Linked DNA regions of Homo sapiens: region 1 is linked to region 2. A link is a loop called in an ENCODE intact Hi-C map of the cell type or tissue named here. Cell type or tissue: PC-9. All regions are shown on one strand. Links, peaks and the distances in the headings refer to the core of each region. The heading gives the core; the rest is flanking DNA.

The links. A loop is a pair of places that touch in the nucleus more often than their neighbours do. Peaks named below come from ENCODE experiments on the same cell type or tissue, not always from the same donor. Only the 100,000 strongest peaks of a DNase experiment are listed, where the experiment ranks them.
Region 1: it touches region 2 in a loop (8-fold over the local background); 12 of 110 quality-filtered maps call a loop at or near these places.

The regions. Positions count from the first base shown.
Region 1 is chr10:114,406,377-114,417,595 of GRCh38, forward strand. No RefSeq gene overlaps it. Among named protein-coding and RNA genes, the nearest start is that of AFAP1L2, 7.5 kb to the left of the region's middle. In PC-9, for the core only: no CTCF peak of the experiment used is centred there; DNase peaks (open chromatin) are centred at 2,755, 6,825 and 7,245; H3K27ac peaks cover 3,599 bases.
Region 2 is chr10:114,315,959-114,327,177 of GRCh38, forward strand. It overlaps AFAP1L2 (actin filament associated protein 1 like 2), which reads right to left. Exons shown (of 19, transcript NM_001001936.3): 5 at 7,213-7,303. LOC105378494 (a long non-coding RNA gene) reads left to right here and starts at 5,048. Exons shown (of 3, transcript XR_946334.3): 1 at 5,048-5,092; 2 at 6,989-7,142; 3 at 10,648-10,933. RefSeq lists enhancers at 4,064-5,263, 4,674-5,375. In PC-9, for the core only: no CTCF peak of the experiment used is centred there; DNase peaks (open chromatin) are centred at 4,133 and 4,893; H3K4me3 peaks cover 389 bases; H3K27ac peaks cover 3,430 bases.

The sequences.
Region 1 (11,219 bases), core at 1,883-9,882, 91 kb after region 2:
GGTGGAAATGTAAATTAGTTCAACTATTGTGAAAAGTAGTTTGGTGATTTCTTAAAGAACTTAAAACAGAACTACCATTCAACCCAGAAATCCCATTATTGGATATATACCCAAAGGAATATAAATGGTTCTACCATAAAGACATATGCACATGTATGTTTATTGCAGCACTACTCATAATAGCAGAGATATGGAATCAACCTAAATGGTCATCAACAGTAGACTGGATAAACAAAATATGGTGCATATATACCATGGAATACTATGCAGCCATAAAAAAGAACAAGACCATGTCCTTTGCAGCAAGGAAGAATGGAGCTGGGGGTCATTTTCATAAGCAAACTAATGCAAGAACGGATAACCAAATACCACATGTTCTCACTTTTAAGTGGGATCTAAATACTGAGTACACATGGACACACAAAAGGGAACAACAGACACCACAGCCTACTTGAGGGTGGAGGGTGAGAGGAGAGTAGGGATTGAAAAATTACCTATTGAGCACTATGCTTACTACCTGTGTGATTAAATAATCTCCACACCAAACCCCTATGACACACAATTTACCTATATAACAATTTGCACATTTGCCCTGAATCTAAAATAAAAGTTTAAAAAGAAAAAGAAGAATAATCAGAAAATTAAATATTTTTAAAAATATATTTAAGGTAAAACTGGAATGTATTGTGTTAAATGAAATAAAATATTTAGGCCAGGCGTGGTGGCTCATGCCTGTATTTCCCAGCACTTTGGGAGGCCGAGGCGGGCAGATCACCTGAGGTCAGGAGTTCGGGACAGCCTGGCCAACGTGGTGAAACCCAGTCTCTACTAAAAATACAAAAATTAGCCGGGCATGGTGGTGCACACCTGTAATCCCAGCTACCTGGGAGGCTGAGGCATGAGAATTGCTTGAACCCAGGAACTGGAGGTTACAGTGAGCTGAGATCACACCACTGCACTCTAGCCTGAGCAACAGAGCAAGCCTGTCTCAAAAATAAATAAATAAATAAAATCAAAAATTAAAATGAAATAAAATGTTTACAAACAAACCAACAACAATAAAAAAAAACCTCCTGGGCTTCAGTAATCCTCCCGCCTCAGCCTCCCAGGTAGCTAGGACTACAGGCACATACCATGACACTCGCCTAGTTTTGTTGTTGTTGTTGTTAATTTATTATTTATAAAGATGGGGCCTCCAACTCCTAGGCTCAAGTGATCCTTCCACCTCGGCCTCCCATAGCGCTTGGATTATATGTGTGAGTCACTCTGCCAGCCCCAAATATTCACAAAACTTCTTGGCACTCATAGGAAGTGCCAGGCTGTTTGTTACCATCTCATGGGGCACACAGACCAGTGAACAACACAGCACAGTGAGGTAGATGCTCTGATAAGACAGAAACACGAGGGATTCTGGGAACACACAAGAGGACACTGAAGCAGCAACGGCTGCACTGAGTTCCATGAATTTGAAGAGTGCGACGAGCTGGCTGAGTGGGATGAGTTCGAGTTAGTGAGGTGACAGGAAAGGTACAGTGAGTGCAGCTTTCCAGGCAGAAAGGACAGTGGGAACAGAGGCAGGGAGATGAGCCTTTTCAGGGTCAAACAGCTCTGTTGCTGTAGCAGAAAGGGAGAAGCCAGGAATGAAGCAAGTGAGGCTGGAAAGGTGGGTGCAGCACTGTTCCAGGGCCTAGAGTGCTGAGCTGAGGTGATTAGACAGCACTGAAGAGTGTTGGTGCCCCGGGGATCCCCCAGGGGCTGAGAGCAGGGGGAGCACAGGAGGCAGTTGTACCCCCCAGGTGAGAAGCTATGGGGTGGTGGAAAAGCCAATGGGGAAGAGAGGACTGATGGCAGCAACCTTCTGGAAGTTGTGCCTGAGCAGAGTGTGAGGGAGGAGAAGAGCTGAGGCCGACTCTGCAGTTTCCAGCAATTTGAGTGGTTAGGTGAACAGCGTCATGCAGCCCTCAGATGTGGGGCCTGCTGTGTGCCAGGTGTCTCCAGGAACTGCAGAGCATGAGCAGGGCAAACAAGTCCTGCTCTCCTGGGCTGCTTTGGGGGTGGGGATGGAGACAATGAGCAGGAAAAGAGTCACACTCAGAAGTGGCTGCAGGTTGGGGAGTTGAAGGGAGAAAGTGAAAGGCCCATGGTGCTCCCAGGGGAGTTAGAACACTGGGTCTGAGCCCTGGAGCTCAGCCCCTTACATCAGCACCCTGTTCCACGTGGGCCTGCTCAGGAGGGCTCAAGAAATAGAAAAGTCAGAGGCTGTGGCAAGAATGCTGACGTCTCATGGATAAGAGGAGAGGGAACAGCGTTCCGCGGGCCTCCATGCAAGCTGGAACTGGAAAGTGGGGCAGGACGGATGGTGTCTTGCCTTTTTGCCTTCTCTTTCTCCTTCCCTTCCTTTCCTCATATTGCAAATGGCCCGGCCTGGCATCCACCCTCTATTCTACCGGTGTCAAGAGACTATTAGCAATGGGTCCTGGTTTCCTTTCAAATTCTCAGGGCGAATCTGATGGTGTAACTCTTCCTTTTGAAGGAAGCCTCAAGTCTCTGTTCCCAGCCCTGGCTGTCAATTGGGGTCAGCAGGGCCAGGTTACAAGGTCCCACTCAGCAGCCGTTTTGCTTGAGTTGACTCTCCCACCAGGGTGGCTAGGAGCAAATTGAGCTATCTCTGTTTCACAAATGAGGAAGCAAAGAAGTTAGGTGACTCACCCAAAGTCTCAAAGGAATCTCTTTCAAAACTAGGACTCAAAAATGAAGTTTCCTGACTCCAATTTCCTGGACTTTACCATGGCCCTTAGTTCAGGCTTTCGAAGGGCTCCAACTGGACAGTTTCACCCCGGCAAACCCTTTGATAGCCATCTCCCTGAACACTTCCTGTAACCGCAGCACCCTCCCTGCAGGCTGGGGACAGCTCGATATCTCCATTTTGCCTGTCCTCTCTCCCCCTTTCCTCTCTTGCCCCAGCCCCTTTAATTACCTCTTCCCTAAATCCTCTCTAGTTTATTGATGGAGACTTGGCAAATCCCAGAGGCTCTAGACAAAACAAAAATCAATCAGAAATGTATGCAGAGTGAATTTAAAATGGGAATTCACCGCCTTTTCCAAGAACAAAACTGAAGGGAAAAAAATAAAAAACCCCACCACTTAAAACCATCAATAGGAATCTTGGGCCTCTGGAAGCTCAGCACTGTCTCCTCCTCTCCAAAACCTGGGTGCAATTTAACCCCTTGTGGCTTTGCAACGTCCACACAGGGTTCATTCACATTCCGATTCAAATTCATTGGGTTTTTGGCCTCAGGAATCAGACGATCTGGTTCCTAGCTCATGCTCAATCCTCTGGGGGTGCTACCACTGACCCCACCCTGGACCACAGGATCAGAAACGATCCATTCCAATGCAGACAGTCCTCAGAGCAGACTGAGTAACGCTGCCCTGCAATCCAGGTAGCGAGTGTTTCCGCTGAGCTCAGATGGGGTAGGAGGGCTCTAGGCCCCCTGGGTGTGTTGGCTGAAAGTGTCCAGAGGAAGAGAACTGAGCTTCAGGATCACCTACTGTCCTAAACCAATTCTCAGCAGCAGAGATGTTCCTTCAAACACCAGGGGCTTCTCCAGCTGAGACAAGAAGGAGGGGGTACCCACCAGAAGGCAGTTGCTTTACAGACTTTATCCTGTTTAATTCTCACAGTGATCTGGACAGCAGATATTATTTCCCCCCATTTCACAGATGGAGACCTTGAGTAACTTGCCCAAGGCCACAGGTGGGCAGGGCACAAGGCAGTCCCACTGAAGCAGTGTCTCTGACCAGACTTCTCACCCAGGCACTCTTTTGTGATCATGTATTGTCAAAAGCCATTCCTGAAACTATTCTCAGCGTCATGCCTACACATTCTGTATCACAGCCAGCTCAAAAGCCACTCCTCTGAGGATGTCCCCCGACCCAAGAAGCCTGCACCCCCTTCTCAGCACAGCCCCACACTCTGGCTCTTCCAGGCAATCTGCCCCTACTCACAGTGCTCTCGTGTATTGCATTAATCCCCTGCTGTTGTGTTTAATATAGCACCTGGCACATAGTAGGTACTCAGTCATGCCTGTTGAATGAAGAAATGAATGATTGTCCCATTTTTTATCCCTCTTGGGGTTTCTGTGAAAAGGAAAATAAAAACTACAAAATGTCTTTTCTAGTTCAGATTGGTGAAACAGATTATTGCTAAAGGGCACATCAGGTCTGGTTGGGCATGGGGTGGGATAAAGCAGGAGGAAGGCTTCATGGAGGAGGTGGCCTTTGAACAAAGCCTTGAAGGGATGAAATAATTTTTTTTCCTTATTGTGGTAAAATATACATAAAATTTACTATCTTAATAATGTTTAGCGTACAGTTCAGTGACATTAAATACATTTAAATTGTTGTGCAGCTATCACCACTATTCATCTCCAGAACTTTTTCATCACCCCAAACCGAAACTGTACCCCATTAAACAGTAACTCCCCATTCTCCTTCTCCCTAGCCCCTGGAAACTACTATTCTACTTTCTATCTCTATGAATTTGATATTCTCGGCACCTTATATAAGTGGAATTATACAGTATTTGTCCTTTTGTGTCTGTCTTGTTTCACTTAGCATGTCTTCAAGGTTCATCCATGTTGTGGCATATATCAGAATTTCATTCTTTCAGGGATGAATAATATTCCATTGTATGTATATACCACATTTTATTTATCCCTTACTTGTCAATGGACACTTGGGTTGCTCCTACCTTTTGGCTATTTTGAATAATACTGTTATGAACATTAGTGTACAGATATCTATTTGAGTCCTTGCTTTCAGTTCTTTTGGGAATATACCTAGGAGTGGAGTTGCTGAGTCATGTGGTAATTCTATGCTTAACTTTTTGAGGAACCACCAAACTGTTTTCCACAGTGGTTGCACCATTTTACATTCCTACCTGTAATGTACAAGAGTTTCAATTTCTCCACATCCTCACCAACAGTTGTTATTTTCCGTTAAAAAAAAATTATACTCGTCGAGTGGGCTTCATTTGTTTTTCAAGACTCTGAAGTCAATGAGGCCTAAAGTTAACATTTCTTAGATCTGAGTGGTTGGTACATGAGAACTTTTTATATTATGCAATGAGGACCACTGTCTGGGGTCCACTCTTCTCATTGTTTTACATTTGAGGAAACTGAGGCTCAGAATCTCAAAACTGGAAGTGTTCACTGAGGATGATTGAGCCTCTCAGCCAATATGTTTGCAATACTCCAGCATTTTTAGAAACAATAAATGTTTGGCTTAAAGCAAGCAAAGGCTGAGAGGGTGAGGAGAGGAGGAGGGTGCGGAGGCTCTAGGAGGGGGATCTCCTGGGTGTCCCTCTGAGTTCGGCTCTGTGCCAGTCCATAGCCAGTGACTTAATAGAGAAAAGAAAGACACATCAGTTCCCCTCTCCAGACTCACGGTGGCTTCACCTCCACATCTCCGCAGACGTGACCTACATAAGCCAGGTGTTACAGGCCTACAAACCGGGGTGAGTAAGATTACTTTTAGCTACACCTCTAGGAAGTATTCAGCTTACAAAAACACCTCTAGTCTATTCTGGTCAATATTCCTATAAAGATTGAGTTTATCTAAAGGGGTCATTGGTTTTTATAAATTTCCTTATTATATTCCTGTGAAGTAGAGTAAACAAAAGGTGACTTTCTAAGGACCCACATAATTGAAGATCAAAGAGCCCAAGAAAGTCAGTTTTGGAAGTGGCAGATGTAGGGCATCTCTATTCTGACCCTGCTTTCATACAGAGGTTGGTGACTCTGAGAACCAGTGTGCTTGCCCATGTCACGCTGTGGTTCAGGGGCTCATGATCCAGAGCCCGGGCCTCCTTTCTGTGGCCTGAGTGTCCTGGGCCCTCCTTGGTCCCTAGGATGTTTGATGAGCAGGCCTGATGGGTTTCTACTCAATGTGCACAAGGTGTATCCTCCTCTGGAGGCTCTGTGGGCGCTAGCTCAGCCTCACTCTTTCCTCTCCCACTCCAGAAAGCACACTGGATGCTTTTGCAAACTACTCCCCCACCCTCCAGATTCTGATATGTCATCCTTCACCCTCCAGAAGAGATCAAGAATTGACCCTCCCTCATCACCTTTCTTACTTTCCTCCTGAAATCACACACCCAACTCTTAGCTAACCTACTCTTAGCTAACAGGTAGGATTCTCAAATTCTCAACAGGGTTTCTTCTCCAGTTGTCAGGTCTGGAGGAAGCAAAAGGACCAATTCTGCAGTTATCGTCCCATCAAAATCAGAGGTTCTGTCACTCAGTGAACAGACACATCCTCAATTGGTCTTTGTCTCCTACCATTTCCCTCTTGTCTTTATCTCATACTCCCTGGCTCACCTGCAGGCCCTTTGCCTCCCATTTCCTACCATGATTTCTAGCCCATGGGTGTAGACTATTTCAGAGCTGTTTGGAAACTTAGAGTCAATACTGAACCCAACCCTGTGGCCTCACATTCAAGATGCGGGAACCCAGGGAGATGCCAGCCCCAGAGCCCAGACACAGTATCCCAGCAAGGGCTCCTTGTCCCTCTGCTTCTCTTCAGGGCTCTGCTGACCTATCTCACTGGGCAGTCCTAACCCCACATCATCCTGAGTAAGTCTCACAGCTTCGCTGAAATTTGCCTGAGTTGTTCTGGTTCCTGGACATTTGCCAAGGTCTTGATCTTGGATTCACTTCCTTGATGATTTTTTTTTCCTCTTTTTTTTGCTGACTCTTCCTGTGATTGCTAAGATCTTCATTTCTCAGATGAGGCTCAAGCAGAAATGCAGCTGGACCAGAATTGGCAGCTCCACGGATTCCTCAGAGTCCCCAGACCAGGGTAGCTCGGAGAGGAATCATTGCTTCACGCCTGGAAGCACTTCCTTATCAGCAGAGCAATGCCTTCCCCTTCTGGAATGCCCTCCCAGACCCAGCCAAGACTTCCTCTTCCATCAAGGCGCCAAGAACTTCTTGAAAGGATTGAAAAGTTGAAAGGATTCTTGCAATCCTGTGATACTTTTAGTCAAGATTCATTTCTTGCTTGATAACAGAAAATAAAGACCATTTTTCTAGGTCTTCTCTCTCCAAATAGACTACAACTGCATGTGAACAGGAACTCAACAGAGGTGCCTTGGAAGCCAGTCAGGGCTGGCAGACCTCGGGTGGTTGGGTTTATAGATTTGTTGGTTGGCAGACCTGCTGCATGCCTACGGCCGCTCACACTGAGTCATCCACTTCTCTGCAGTGGGTGCTTCCTCCAGCACCTCGCTGCCAGCAAGCTCAGCTCCCCAAGGCCTCTTGAGGCTGCCTGGGCACCTCATCAGACCAGAAAAGCTCAGCTTCTGCATCCTTCTTCATTTAGCATGGCTGAGCTTCTTCCACCTCTCTCACTCCTGGGTTTCAGAACACCACTCTCTCCTGGTTTACATGCCTGGCTGCAACCTCTTCCAGCTCCTCAGATCCTGGGTGAACTCTTTATGGACCCCTTTTCCCATGGTTGGATGGATGGATAAAGTAACATTTTCAGTTATCTTTTTTCTTTTATTTATTTATTATTATTATTATTATTATTATTATTATTATTATACTTTAAGTTTTAGGGTACATGTGCACAATGTGCCAGTTAGTTACATATGTATACATGTGCCATGCTGGTGTGCTGCACCCAGTAACTCGTCATTTAGCATTAGGTATACCTCCTAATGCTATCCCTCCCTCCTCCCCCCACCCCACAACAGTCCCCAGAATGTGATGTTCCCCTTCCTGTGTCCATGTGTTCTCATTGTTCGATTCCCATCTATAAGTGAGAATATGCAGTGTTTGGTTTTTTGTCCTTGTGATAGTTTACTGAGAATGATGATTTCCAATTTCATCCATGTCCCTACAAAGGACATGAACTCATCCTTTTTTATGGCTGCATAGTATTCCATGGTGTATATGTGCCACATTTTCTTAATCCAGTCTATCATTGTTGGACATTTGGGTTGGTTCCAAGTCTTTGCTATTGTGAATAGTGCCGCAATAAACATACGTGTGCATGTGTCTTTATAGCAGCATGATTTACAGTCCTTTGGGTATATACCCAGTAATGGGATGGCTGGGTCAAATGGTATTTCTAGTTCTAGATCCCTGAGGAATCACCACACTGACTTCCACAATGGTTGAACTAGTTTACAGTCCCACCAACAGTGTAAAAGTGTTCCTATTTCTCCACATCCTCTCCAGCACCTGTTGTTTCCTGACTTTTTAATGATTGCCATTCTAACTGGTGTGAGATGGTATCTCATTACATTCCATGCTCATGGGTAGGAAGAATCAATATCGTGAAAATGGCCATACTGCCCAAGGTAATTTATAGATTCAATGCCATCCCCATCAAGCTACCAATGACTTTCTTCACAGAATTGGAAAAAACTACTTTAAAGTTCATATGGAACCAAAAAAGAGCCCGCATCGCAAAGTCAGTCCTAAGCCAAAAGAACAAAGCTGGAGGCATCACGCTACCTGACTTCAAACTATACTACAAGGCTACAGTAACCAAAGCAGCATGGTACTGGTACCAAAACAGAGATATAGATCAATGGAACAGAACAGAGCCCTCAGAAATAACGCCGCATATCTACAACTATCTGCTCTTTGACAAACCTGAGAAAAACAAGCAATGGGGAAAGGATTCCCTATTTAATAAATGGTGCTGGGAAAACTGGCTAGCCATATGTAGAAAGCTGAAACTGGATCCCTTCCTTACACCTTATACAAAAATTAATTCAAGATGGATTAAAGACTTAAACGTTAGACCTAAAACCATAAAAACCCTAGAAGAAAACCTAGGCATTACCATTCAGGACATAGGCATGGGCAAGGACTTCATGTCTAAAACACCAAAAGCAATGGCAACAAAAGCCAAAATTGACAAATGGGATCTAATTAAACTAAAGAGCTTCTGCACAGCAAAAGAAACTACCATCAGAGTGAACAGGCAACCTACAAAATGGGAGAAAATTTTCACAACCTACTCATCTGACAAAGGGCTAATATCCAGAATCTACAATGAACTTAAACAAATTTACAAGAAAAAAACAAACAACCCCATCAAAAAGTGGGCAAAGGATACGAACAGACACTTCTCAAAAGAAGACATTTATGCAGCCAAAAGACACATGAAAAAATGCTCATCATCACTGGCCATCAGAGAAATGCAAATCAGTTATCTTTTTTTCTAAAGCCATGGATCTGGGTAATTGGTGGGAACAGGAGAAGAAACTACTTTAGAGATTGTCCCAATCTTGCAGAAACAAGATTTTATTAGTATCCAAGAAAAAGAGGTGGGTAGTGATGAGGCTCTGGCCAAGCAACCCCGTGGGAGATGGGAGTGAAACAGAAGGCAGTCCGGAGGGTATAGGCACGCATCTTTGTATTCCTGCCACGAGATACCTCTCCAATAGGTCCTGTGTGCTACCTGCAGCTCACCAATCTGCCTACCCTTAGACACACAGCTTGTGTTTCCCTTAAAAGTGCCAATTGAATTCCTACCCCTCATCTTCAAGGTTGGAAACAGGGGTGCTGAGAGATGGCATGGCTTACAAGAGCCAAATGAGCAGGTCATGGCGGAGCTACGGCTGGACTCTGTGGTCCTGATTCCCAGCCGCTGTACTGATTGTGAACCCAGGGTAACTGTGGCCTCCATGATAGGAAATGTTGCTGCACCTGGCCAAGGGCCCTGGTCCTGTTCTCCTGCTCAAAGGCAGCCTTTCTAGGGCCCCAAACACCAACCTCCTCACTGTGAGTACAGTCTAGCACATAGTAAATGGCCACAAGTTATTCATGGAATGAGGGAATGAAGGAGCAAGGCATTCTCAGCAGGAGTGATTGTGCCCCCAAGGGGATGAAAATTGGATCTTGGGGGTGAAAAAAAAATTTCACCTACAGTATATAAACGTACACAGAGTCAGAGAGAGAGAGAGAGAGAGAGAGAGAAAGAGAGACAGAGAGAAAAAATATAAACAGATATAGTTTATCTGCAGCATTAAAATTTCATGGGGGAGCAATTAGGACAAAATGTCTAAGAAGACTCCTGGGGGAGGCAATAATGAAATAATGAAAAAGTGGTTGAGAAACACAGGAATATGGGCTCTGGAGTCCAGGTTAGAATCTCCCCTCCATCTCTTTCTAGCTGGCGGACCTTGGACAAGTTACGTCCACTTTTTACCTCAGTTTCTCCCTCAGTCAAATGGGAATGAAAATTCTACTCACCTCAGAGGCTGTTGTGAGGATTCCGTGAGACAATCCATGGAAAAAGTTTAGCTCAGTGTCTGTGTGTAAGTTCACAACTGATATTAGTTGCAATAATGATTAAGGTGGCTGAAAATGAGGAACTCTTCCCACCATTGTGATAATGTCATAGGAAACAGGACTCCCGTGGCAGATAAAACAGAGCTACCAATTGTTCCAATGGCCATCACCCTACAGGCAAAAGAGTCCTGCTCAGTGCTAAGTATTGGAATTGGATCTCTCATTTCAACCACCCGGCTCCCATCCACCACCCACTCAGCTACCACCCTCCACCTCGCTGAGCAAGGTACCAGGCACTTTGTTGGATAAATTGCATGAAGCCCTTAAGGGACTTACAGCCCCAGAGGGAGACAGGAAACTCTATCCTTTTTCCCTTTTCCTTTTTTTTTGAAGTGGGGTCTCGCTTTGCTACCTAGGCTGGAGTGCAGTGGTGCCGTACAGCTCATTGCAGCCTCAACCTCCTGAACTCAAGTGATCCTCTTGCCTCAGCCTCTTGAGTAGCTGGGACTACAGGTACATGCCACCATGCTCTGTAATTTTGTTCACTTCTTGTAAAGATGAGATCTCACTATGTTGCCCATGCTGGTCTTGAACTCCTGGGCTCAAAGTATCCCCCGACCTCAGCCTCCCAAAGTGCTGGGATTACAGGTGTAAGCCACCACACTTGGCCAGAAAGTCTATCCTCACTGGAAAAACAGCCTAATTTAAGCCAGTGATTCTCAAACTTTAACTTGTATAGCAATCACCTGGGGATCGTTTCAAAATTTAGACCTGATTCAGTAGATCTAGGGTTGGAGCGGAGATTTGACACTTCTGACAAGCTCCAGGTGATACCAATGCCAGTGGTTTAAGCTACAGTTTAAGGAGCGAAGTGTTGAAGGAGCTGCTGTTTTCCACAGTTTGCCA
Region 2 (11,219 bases), core at 1,406-9,405:
GGCTTCTTGGATGCTGCCTGTGGCCACAAAACACAAATAACTGAAAACCAAAGTCTCTCCCTTTTCTTCCTCAAATCCTGTCACTCCCAACTCCACAGAAACCCTGAGAAGACACTGCCCCACAGACCAACTGTTTGCTCTTGACAAGGCCAGTTCTCCTACTCGGGGCCTCTAATTCCTCAAATGAAAGATGAAAGGCGTGGGGTGGGATGTTGCCAGGTTCTCCCAGGCCTGGCCTCTGGCATTCCAAGGGCTCAGGAGGAAGAGAACGCCATCCGTGCTCCACCTGAGCTGTATGTGAGGCAGGCCTCTGATGGCCGCTGGCCTGGCTGGGCCTGGCTCAGTCCTAGATCTGGGGAAGGGGCTGTGGCTCCTCAGAAATAAAAGTCCAAATAAACCACAGCAGGAAACACTTTCTGGGGAAAGGGGCCACCTTCTTACTCCCAAATACCCTCTCCCAGTCATAGCCCTTCTTCAAACCTCCACTCATACCCTCCACAGACACTGCTTGCTCTCCCTCCCTGCCTAATACCTCCTGGCACAAATGTAGCTCCTTTTACTAGTGTCTAACTTAAACCCTTCCTCTTTTGTTTTGAAAGAATCCTAAAACTCATCAGAGCACAAATCATGCACGATTCTACGCATACCCCAACTGCCTCAGTTTCTAGTTTCTGCCCCCACCACCCTGCAAGAGCTATTCTGTTCCCAAGTCCTACTGCTCTATTCAAGGACAAAACAAAAACCATGTGAAGAAAAATCAATCAGTTCATCTGTCCATCGATTGATTGATCTATCTCTCTCTCTATTCATCCATCCATCTATCCCTGAAAAGCAGGACATGGAGGAAAGGGAACCTCAGGATTTCAGTCCAACCCCTGGCACAGGAATCCTGTCTATCATAACCTTGATGCTCTGCCCAAATTTCCCACGGAGGGCTCACTATCTCCTGATCCCTGGATACTCCCATTCCCGGCAGCCCTGTCAGTTAGGAAATGGACTCAGCATCTATTTCCCTGACTTCCGCATGGCAGTCCTTGTTCTGTCCCCTTGAGTCAGGCTGAATGACACTCTGCCTTCATTCCCATGACACCCTTCAGAAGAGGACCAGCCCATAGACCCGTAAGTCTTGGCAGAAGAATCCAGAAGCCCTTTCTCCTATCTGTATAGCTAGATAAAATGTTGTCGATTTTACTAAGAAGCACGTTTGATTTTACTAAGAAGCACATTTGAAACAGAATATAGAAAAATGGGATGAGGCCTCTGCAATAGTTATTCTAGCAACAGTGCCAGTGAAAATGTGTTTTAATATTTCTAAAAACAACATTTTAAACATTTTAGTATCAATTTTCTTTAAAAGCCATGTGACACTACTTCTCTTAATGGCTTAATATAAAAGTGTATAATTTATACCTATTAAATAAGACTGAAAATAGCAGTATTACCCAGGATGGAACCCTGAACTCTTACGTTATAGGTGACAACGTAAATTAACACAGGCTTCTCAGAAAGCAGTCTGGCAGCCTGTTTCAAGAGCCATAAAAAACACCCATACTCTTTGATCCAATAATCCCAGTCCTGGTATTTTATCCTAGGAAACTAGTTTTTTAAAAAGAGAAGGGGCCAGGCGTGGTGGCTCACACCTGTAATTCTGGCATTCTGGGAGGCCAAGGCAGGTGGATCACTTGAGCTCAGGAGTTCAAGACCAGCCTGGGCAGCATGGCAGAACCCCATCTCTAAAAAAAATACAAAAATTAGCTGGGCATGGTGGTATGCACCTGTAGTCCCAGCTACTTGGGAGGCTGAGGTGGGAGGATGGCTTGAGCCCAGGAGGCGAAGGTTACAATGAACTGAGATCGTGCCACTGGCACTCCAGCCTGCGCAACAGAGTGAGACAGTCTCAAAAAAAAGGGCGGGAGTGGGAAAGAATGTTACATGCATTAGGATATTCATTCAAATGCTGTTTAGCAGTCAGCAGAAGGGGACTGGGTAAGTAAAGCATGATTTTACCCACTTAGTCATGTCCATGCAACTGTAATCATTTAAAACTCTGAAAACTAGTGTGCAGCTGGATAAACTCCCTAAGGTATGATAAGGGAGAAAGCACAGTTAGAACTATACATGCAAACAGATCAGCACTGCAAGCAACATAGAAAAAGCTCAAAATAGTTGATTTGATGGGTAGTAGGATCAGGGTGATTTAAAAATGTTTTTCCTTATTGCCAGTATTGCATTATCTGTATAATAAGCGACATTTAAAAAATGATATACTGTCATTGGGATACTTCCTTCAGTAACAAAAATTAATGGAGGAGGCTACAGAGTTTACTGTGAAGAATTTGGGTAAGTCTCCACTGTTCTGTGCTTCTGGGGTTGCCCCACATGTTTCATGAAGAATTCTAACATCTGCCCATCCTCCTCCATGGGGGTATTAGGAAACTAAGAACGGCAAATCATCAACAGGACTAGGTATGAAAGAAAAAACATTGAGAAAAAAAAGAGGCTGGGCATGGTGGCTCACACCTGTAATCCCAGCAATTTGGGAGGCCAAGGCGGGTGGATCACTTGAGGTCAGGAGTTTGAGACCAGCCTGGCCAACATGGTGAAACCCTGTCTTTTCTAAAAATACAAAAAAAAATTAGCCGGGCATGGTGATGGACGCCTATAATCCCAGCTACTCAGGAGGCTGAGGCAGGAGAATCATTTGAACCAGGAAGTGGAGATTGCGGTGAGCTGAGATCGCGCCACTGCACTCCAGCCTGGCGGCAGGGTGAGACTCTGTCTAAAAAAAAGAAAAAAAAAAGAACAACAAATCATACTCCTGGAGTATCTTGGAGGAAATTTAGAGCAAATATATTAATAATTGTTTTTACCCCTAAAAGGGATCACAGCACACCACAAACATTGCATATTCTTGGCCAGGCATGGTGGCTCATGCCTGTAATTCCAGTACTTTGGAAGGCTGAGGAGGGCAGATCACTTGAGGCCAGGAGTTTCAAACCAGTCTGGCCAATATGACAAAACCCCGTTTCTACTAAAGATACAAAAATTAGCCGGTCATGGTGATGCGTGCCTGTAATCCCAGCTACTTGGGAGGCGGAGACAGGAGAATCCCTTGAACCTGGGAGGTGAAGGTTGCAGTGAGCCAAGATCATGCCACTGCACTTCAGCCTGGGTGACAGAGCCAGACTCTGTCCCAAAAACAAAACAAAACAAAAACAGTATGATATTCTTAAAACAGATACTTGGCTTCTAGGAGGGGCAGGGTGAACAGGAATGAGAGGCAGGATGCTGAGATAATGCCATCCCCATCTGCCATCCCTAGGTAGACTCTACCTCACTGTGTCCTGTGGAACTGAGGGCAGAACAGCCATGCACACTGTGGGTCTTTTAGCCATGTGTTTTGATACCACATGGGTGGGGGGTGGGGGCTGTGGAAAGCCAAGTAGGTTGCTCCTCTGGAAGATCGCACGTGGCATGCAAGTGCAAGACTCATGCACGAGGACAGGAAGAAGACAGTGGCCACCCTCGGGACATGCACACATCTTTGAGAGACAGGCAGCAGGCAAGAATCACTGGCATTCCAGCTCGGGGAGTAAGCAGTACCCAAGGTGATCGTGGCATAAATGACTCCTTCGGGCACCTGCACCCATCTGGGGACTCCAGTGGGGAGAAATCCGCCAGAGTGACCTGCATAACATCCAGGAGCACAGACAGAGGGAAGAGAAGAGAGACAGAATGAAGAGAGGAGCACGCCCAAGTGCAGAGACACAAAGAGAGAGACCCAGATGTGGCAACTCGGCTGCCAGTCCACCAGAGGTTAGTGCTTGCCCATCAGAGGTGTAGGCTGTTGGGTGAGGCCACTGCTAAGCCAAGGACATCATTTCCTAGATCCAGACCCCTTCACATCCAGAGATGACCATGTGACTACTTGTCACCAAGGGACTGTGGGCAGAAGTGATGTGCGTGACTTCCGGCTGGTGCTGTTAAGAAGCAGATAGGGGTTCTCTGCTCTCTCTTTGCAGAGGATTTTGCGTCCCTCGAGGGTGGCCGAGACAAACATGGAAGGAGCCCGGGCACCTAATCTACATGAGGATGAGTAATGCCCCACACTGAAATACCCGAGTGAGAAACAGGTTTGCATTGTGTTACTATAAACAGGAGCTGCTGGGTTATTTGTTACAGCTGCTAGCAGTACCCCAGGGTGAGACACCATCAGTGAAGAACCTGGTATCTCTGGCAAGCAGGGCAGACCCCGATATCCCTAGCACAGGCCAGCAGGGCACTTATTACACATGTGCTCAGAGAGAGGGACATGACCCAGGGGAGCGGTGTGGGGATAGGGCTGATAGAGCAGGTCAAGAATCCAAGCAACTGGCCTTTTGCAAGAAGTCAGCAAATCGCTATGGCCGCCAACTATAGCAAGGGGCTGGGGCCCCACGCCTATTCCTCCAGTCACAACCTGCATGTCACACTGTTTGACCAGGCAGGACCTGAGGTCAGGCCAGCTTGTAAGGCAGGTGAAGGCCTCCCTCTGTGCTGACCATGACTGCTTCTCCCCAAGTCATCCCCAGGCCTCTCCTTGGCAGGACAGGCAGGGCTATGTTCCCTCCCACCTCGCAGCTGGTTTTCCTCCATCTTGGAGCTTTCCTGACCCACTCCACACAGTGAGTTCAAGCTGTCCTTGGGATGACCCCTAGTCCCGGCTACGACCAATATGAACTCACAGTTGAGAGACAAAACCAAGAAGCGCTGGCCTTTCTGACCACTTGTTTGTGTCGAGATGGAGTGTCTGACCCACAAACCGGCCCCCTGGTGCGTCTGGCAGGCAGGCCCCTGCTGGCCCGGCCACACCTGGGAGCAGGGAAGTGCTCACTGCGGTGAGTCACTGTTTCCACCTTCAACGCGCATCCAGACAGCAGCACCGCACCCTCGCCTTTGGTCTGAAATCACAGCCCGACTGGTGAGCTGGCACCACCTCGCATGCTCAGTGGGTCAATGCTAAGTGCTGGCTGCCCACAAAGCCAGCGTCTTAGAATAGACTCAGCCTAAACAGGCGCTCACTTCCCACAGAGTTCCCAGCAGGAGGTGGCAGGTAAGTGTGAAGGAAGGGCAGGGGAATCCCATCCCGCTCCCAGTCACCGGTCCCATCTCATCCCTGGTCCTGTTCTTTTTATTTTTATTTCAATAGTTTTTGGGGTTCAGGTGGATGCATTCTTTAATGATGATTTCTGAGATAGTGCACTGTCATTCGAGTGGTGTACACTGTACCGAATATGTAGTCTTTTATCCCTCACCCCCACTCCCAATCTTCCCCCGCTAGTCCCCAAAGTCCATTATATCACTCATGCCTTTGGGTCTTCATTGCTTAGCTCCCACTTATAAGTGAGAACATAAGATATTTGGTTTTTCATCCTGAGTTACTTCACTTAGAATAATGGCCTCTAGCTCCATCCAAGTTTCTGCAAAAAACATTATTTTATACCTTTTTCTGGCTGAGTAGTATTCTGTGGTGTGTATGTACCACATTTTCTTTATCCCCCTCATTGGTTGATGGCACTTAGGTTGGTTCCATCTCATTCCTGGTCCTGCTCTTTATGGAACCAACAACACCTTCCTCAGCCTAGTTCATTCCCAGCCCCAGGGGCCCTAGCCTTTTATATCTGCTGATTGATTTATGCTTTGAAAGCCCTTTCACCTACAAAGGAAGGAAAGAGAAGGAGGACAGAAGGGGAGGACCACAGTCCAGCTGCCACAGAGACGAGGGTCACAACCACTTCTTTCTGAATCTCAAAGCCTTCCTGTGTGATCAAATCCCCACACCAAGAGCACTTTTGATCCAACTTCCTCAGGCTGAGAGCCATCAGCCAAGGACAGAGGGTGTTAGCATGAGCCCTGCCTACAGAGCCGCTCACACAGTGTCCAGGGCGATCTTTTCAATACCTAAGTGATATAGTTTGGCTGTGTCTCCACCCAAATCTCGTCTTGAATTGTAGCTCCCATAATTCTCACGTGTCATGGGAGGGACCTGGTGGGAGGTAATTGAATCATGGGGGTGAGTCTTTCCCATGCTGTTCTCGTGATAGTGAATAAGTCTCACGAGATCTGACGGTTTTATAAAGGGGAGTTTCCCTGTACACGCTCTCTCTTGCTACTGCCATGTAAGACGTCTTTGCTCTTCGTCTTCCACCATGATTGTGAGGCCTCTCCAACCATGTGGAACTGTGAGTCCATTAAACCTCTTTCCTTTATCAGTTACCTAGTCTCGGGCGTGTCTTTATTAGCAGCATGAGCACAGAGTAATACACTAAGTTAGGTCAGTCCCTAAGTAACCCTCTGGAGGTTTGCAGTCTTTCCTCATTCAGAACTAGGCCAAAGTCATTCCTGTGGCTGGCAGCCCCATCTGCGTCCCCACCTCCTTTCATTCTCCCCTGCTCCTGCCATGCTGGCCTCCTTGTTGTTCCTCAGACACACCCAGAGCTCTCCTGCCTTGACGCTTTTGCAGATACCATGTTCTCTGTCTGGAAAGTTCTTCCTGAATGTATCTGCCTGACTCACTCTCCACTTCATTCAGGAATCTGTTTAAGTCATGCTATCAGAGAAGCCTTCCCTATCTAAAGTAACTCCCCTGTCCTGCAGAAGCCCAGCTCCTGTTCTGTTTTCCATCCTCTCACTTATCACCACCGACACATGCTGTTTATTTGTTGTCTGTTTTCTCTCACGGAATGTCAGTGCTGGGATGACTGGGCTCCTGTCCCTGACACAGCGGGAGCACCATAACTATGAGTCCAGTGAAAGAACATGGAAACTGAGCTCAGACTCAGCCTGACCGCCACTTCCATTGCTGACCAGGGCCTTGGGCCTGTTGGCCAACACTCCTCTCTTCTGTCACCTTTGTGCTGAAATCTCACAACTTGCAGGCAGGAACCACAGAAAACATCAGATGCAGTCAATCTATTTGTTGTGTACCATCCCTCATTCCTCCTTGCAGGACAGCTAGGTCTGCTGTGGGTCTTGGCTCCCCATTCACACTAAAGGCTGAATGCTCTGTGGCCAGTTCTCAATTTGGACCATGCTTTCCTGTCACAGCAGCCCAGACTACCCTCTGTCACCCAGCCCAGGATGAGTGTATCTGTTACCCCCAGGTAAGTCTGCACCAACATCTGTGCAGGAAGCAGTAAGTCACCCTCCCAAGCCCCAGCCGCTGGGATGTACCATTGAGGGATGTGTCATATGGCTCAGCCTCTTCATAGTAGCCCTCTGGAGACTCCGTCTTTGGGATGGCAAGCTGTTTCCGTTCTGGAATCTGTGGTATGAACAAATAAGACAAACGTTTGCAGATATGGTACACTGGGAGCAACTTGGAAATAACTCTTCGGGTGGAAGTCTAGAAGACAAAAATGCCCAGCTGGACTTTAAACTTTAAGCAAGTTGGGAGGGAGAACATGCAGTATCATGAATCCCATCAGTCACAGTCCATAGTGTTTGGTCTGTAGCCACGGAAGGGCTGTGGGCACGTTGTTTAACCTTGCCAAGACTCAGCTTTCTCCCCTGCAAAATGAGGCTCAAGCCCCCTACCACACACACAAAATATCATTATGTACATGATATATCATGCACTTAGCAGTCCAGAGAGTGCCCGGCTGTTGGGATAGCTATTGTGGCTTTTAAATAGAATATATTTTCTAAAAAGACAAGTGCTAATCAATAGCACAGGGAGAAAGAGGACCAGGTTTCTAAATCCTACACTTTTACCATAATATAGTTCAATCACTCATTCAGCAAATATTGGATGACTTCCATGTACTAGCTGAGAGGGACACATCGAAATTTCAGGAGTCAGTCCTAAGAAAAGCTTGAGTAGCTGGTAGATTTTTAACAGCTCCTGGTCAAGTGCATTGTGATATAGTAGTGCTATAATGGACAAGGTCAAAGTTCTGTGAGAACCACAGGAGGGTGTGAGGAATATTTAGGACAAAGGAAGGATGCCCAGGGTATGTGATCTTTGCGCCGAGCCTCAAAGATGACCCTGAGCTTATGTGGGATGAGGTTGAACGTGTGCAATTTGAGAATAAAAAACACCTGCAACTGTGTCAGAAGCACAGAACGTGAAATCATTGTGTTCCTCCCTTATTCCACCTGCATAGTAGGCACTAGACTATGAAGCTATGCTTCAATAAGCTACCTTTATAAACAACCATGGGGGAGAAAAAGAGGTAATTTGTTGCATTACTATTATGACAGACAGGTCGTGAATGTGTAAGCACCCTTGAACATGGGTCTCCAGTGTCTTTTGTTTTGTTTTTCTGACAGAGTCTCATTCTGTCACCCAGGCTGGAGTGCAATGGTGCAATCTCGGCTCACTGCAACCTCTTCCTCCCAGGTTCAAGCAATTCTCTTGCTACAGTTTCCCGAGTAGTTGGGATTACAGGGGTGCACCACCCCCCCCCCCCCCCCGGCTAATTTTTGTATTTTTAGCAGAGATGGGGTTTCATCATGTTGGCCAGGCTGGTCTCAAACTCCTGACCTCAACTGACTGCCCGCCTTGGCCTCCCAAATTGTTGGGATTACAGGCGCAAGCCACCATGCCCGTGGTGTCTTTCTGAATCATGAAACTCCATGGGAATATGCATAATGAGTTCACAACAGAAGTGGCAGAGCTCGAAATGTATTCCCTCCCACTCTTGATTTTGAGAAGTCCTTGTGCTGCGCCCTCCGCGTGAGAGGGAAGGCCTGGGCCTTCAAGGAGGCTCCACGTGAAAGCACAGGCAGGCTGTGAGGTGGGGGAGGTTGTAGGGGGAGATGATGGAAGCAGCAGCCAATGGAAGGACGCTGCAGTGCCCTGAGCTCAGGTGGACCCCTGTGCTTTGGGGGAGAGGGTAATGCTAGGAATCCAGAAACTCCTGCCATGAAAAATGGATTTGGGGGACCCAGGATGGAGGTAGCTCCCCTACTCCTGGCCCAGGAGACAGTGGGAGGACAGGCAGCCTGTGCTTAGCCCCTGTGGGACAGTCCTCAGCCTGGGCTGCAAGAGTATCCCTTCCAGCTTCCCCAGGGTGAGGATACCAGGGTCCCCAGAGCCCAGTCCTGTGTGGTTTGGACTCTACAGTCTGTTTATATAGACCCTGGAGTTCATGTAACTTGATTTCAATCCGGGCTTCAGGACCTCATAGATTTAACCTTGGGTATGTGACAGCCTCTCTGAGCCTTGCTTTCCTTCTTTATAAAATAATAATACTAGGGTTGTTTTGAAAATTCAATGAGACAAAACGTGATAGTGTTTCCACAGGGCCTGGCCCATATTAAATACAAGGAGGCCATTGTTATCACTGTCTGGGGCCCCTCCACAGTCCCAGGGTCTGCAGGTTGCGCAGTGAGGGCAGTTAATGTGACAGGCAGTTAATGTGTTGTCCTGAAAGCTGAGACGAAGAGGATCGACCCTGTCGGGGCATCGCAGAGGGTTGGCTGAGGCCAGGCCACAGCCTGGGTCCAGCACCAGATCTGGTCCTGTACCAACAGAGCTGATATGAGGCACAGGGCAGGCTCAGAACAGCCTTCAGCCCTCCTCTGGCATGTGGCACCCCCTACAAAGAAAGGAATCAAAGAATTTGGTCACTTCATAAGCAAACCCGACACTGTACTGGGCTGACAGACGCACTGCTGAAGGGAGCCAGGTTGCACACCTCTGCCCAGGCTCCTGCCTGGCAGCCAGGCCCTAGCAGACAATGAGCGTGCCATTGGTAACTTCTAGTGTATGGTCCTCCCTCTTTGCCAGCCCCAGCCTGGTACAAGATCTTTGCTCTCTCAGCCTTTCCTGGTCCCCCTGGTCAGCCAGCAGCCTGAGAAAAGGCTGAGACAGTGACAGACTTGCCTGTGGTCCACTAACAACAGGCTCCCTAGGGTCCACAGGGAAAGGGTCCTCTCGCCTCTGTGGCAGTAAGGTCTCCCCAGTGGGTCCCAGGGCTCATCAGCCTGATCTGGCTGGGCCTCCAGCTCCAGCCTCCAAGAAACTCCGTTCCCGTCAGGTGGGTCCCATCTGGAGAAAAGCTCTGGGCACCCGAGATCTGGCCCAAGGTCAGGATTCTCTAGAGTCGAACAGGACAAAGGGAGGAGTGAACCCTTCTGCAGGAGCTCCCCATGGGTCATCATCACCACAGGGTCTGTCCCTGGGGGCCTCCTGTCCTGTCTAGGGTGGAGCCAGGCAGTGTTTTGTGAGTGTCTCCTAAGCTTCTGTTGAGAAGAAAAATAGCTCAGAGAAGTTTGAGCTACGCGAGGTGTGCAAAATGTATCAAGCCCAGGAGTATGGGGCTTCAGGCACCGTTTTCTCCCCTCCCCATTCCTGGGGGCAACTGTTTAAAGGCATTTTACTCCTCACTAGCTGCCTCATCCATTGTCTTCAGGTTCCTGTAATTTATGATACAAAGAACAATGTTTAGCTGATCGATAGCTTACAGTATTTTAATATAAAATATTGGTAAACAACTTAAAAACTGCCTCTTCTTTTTCCTTTGAAAACCCACTTGTAACTGCTGCCAATAGGAACATGGATTCAGGGTAACTTGAATCTGTGCTCTTGGGCTGCAGCCCTGAAATTTTGGTCAGAATAAACTCTCTACTTATATTTATTTTGTCTCCGTTTTTTGCCTGTAGGTTGACACTGCAAAATCTGAAAATGGCTCACTATGCAGAGACAGTGCAGGGCAGGAGTGGAGTCCGATCTCCAGAACCAGGCTTGAATTCTGACACTGGGACATCCTTGCTATGTGACTCCGACCAATTCACTTGACCTCTCTGGACTTGGCATAAGAAGGGGAGAATAGAAATATCTGTCACATGGGGTTGCTGTAAGGATTGAAGTGTGCCTATCACTATTCAATATTCAATACATATTAGTTTTTACTAATCTAAAAAATAAAATGTAAAAATAAGAAAGGGAGAAAAGTTTTGCGTATATGTGTTTGGTGGAGGATAAACTAGTGTACTCTGGGGGTGGGTACAGAGGAGACCATAGGGTGGAGTCCCAGCTCTCAAGAATGCTGGGTTAAATGATGAGTCACATGATTAAACAGACACAGTGACCTATTATCAGAGCTTCAAGGAGACAGATCCTCATCTCACAGGGTTAAGGAGAAAGGACTATTATTTTGATTATTATCATTATGATGGTGAAGACCGTGAATTTTATATATATTTATATATATATATATATATATATATATTTT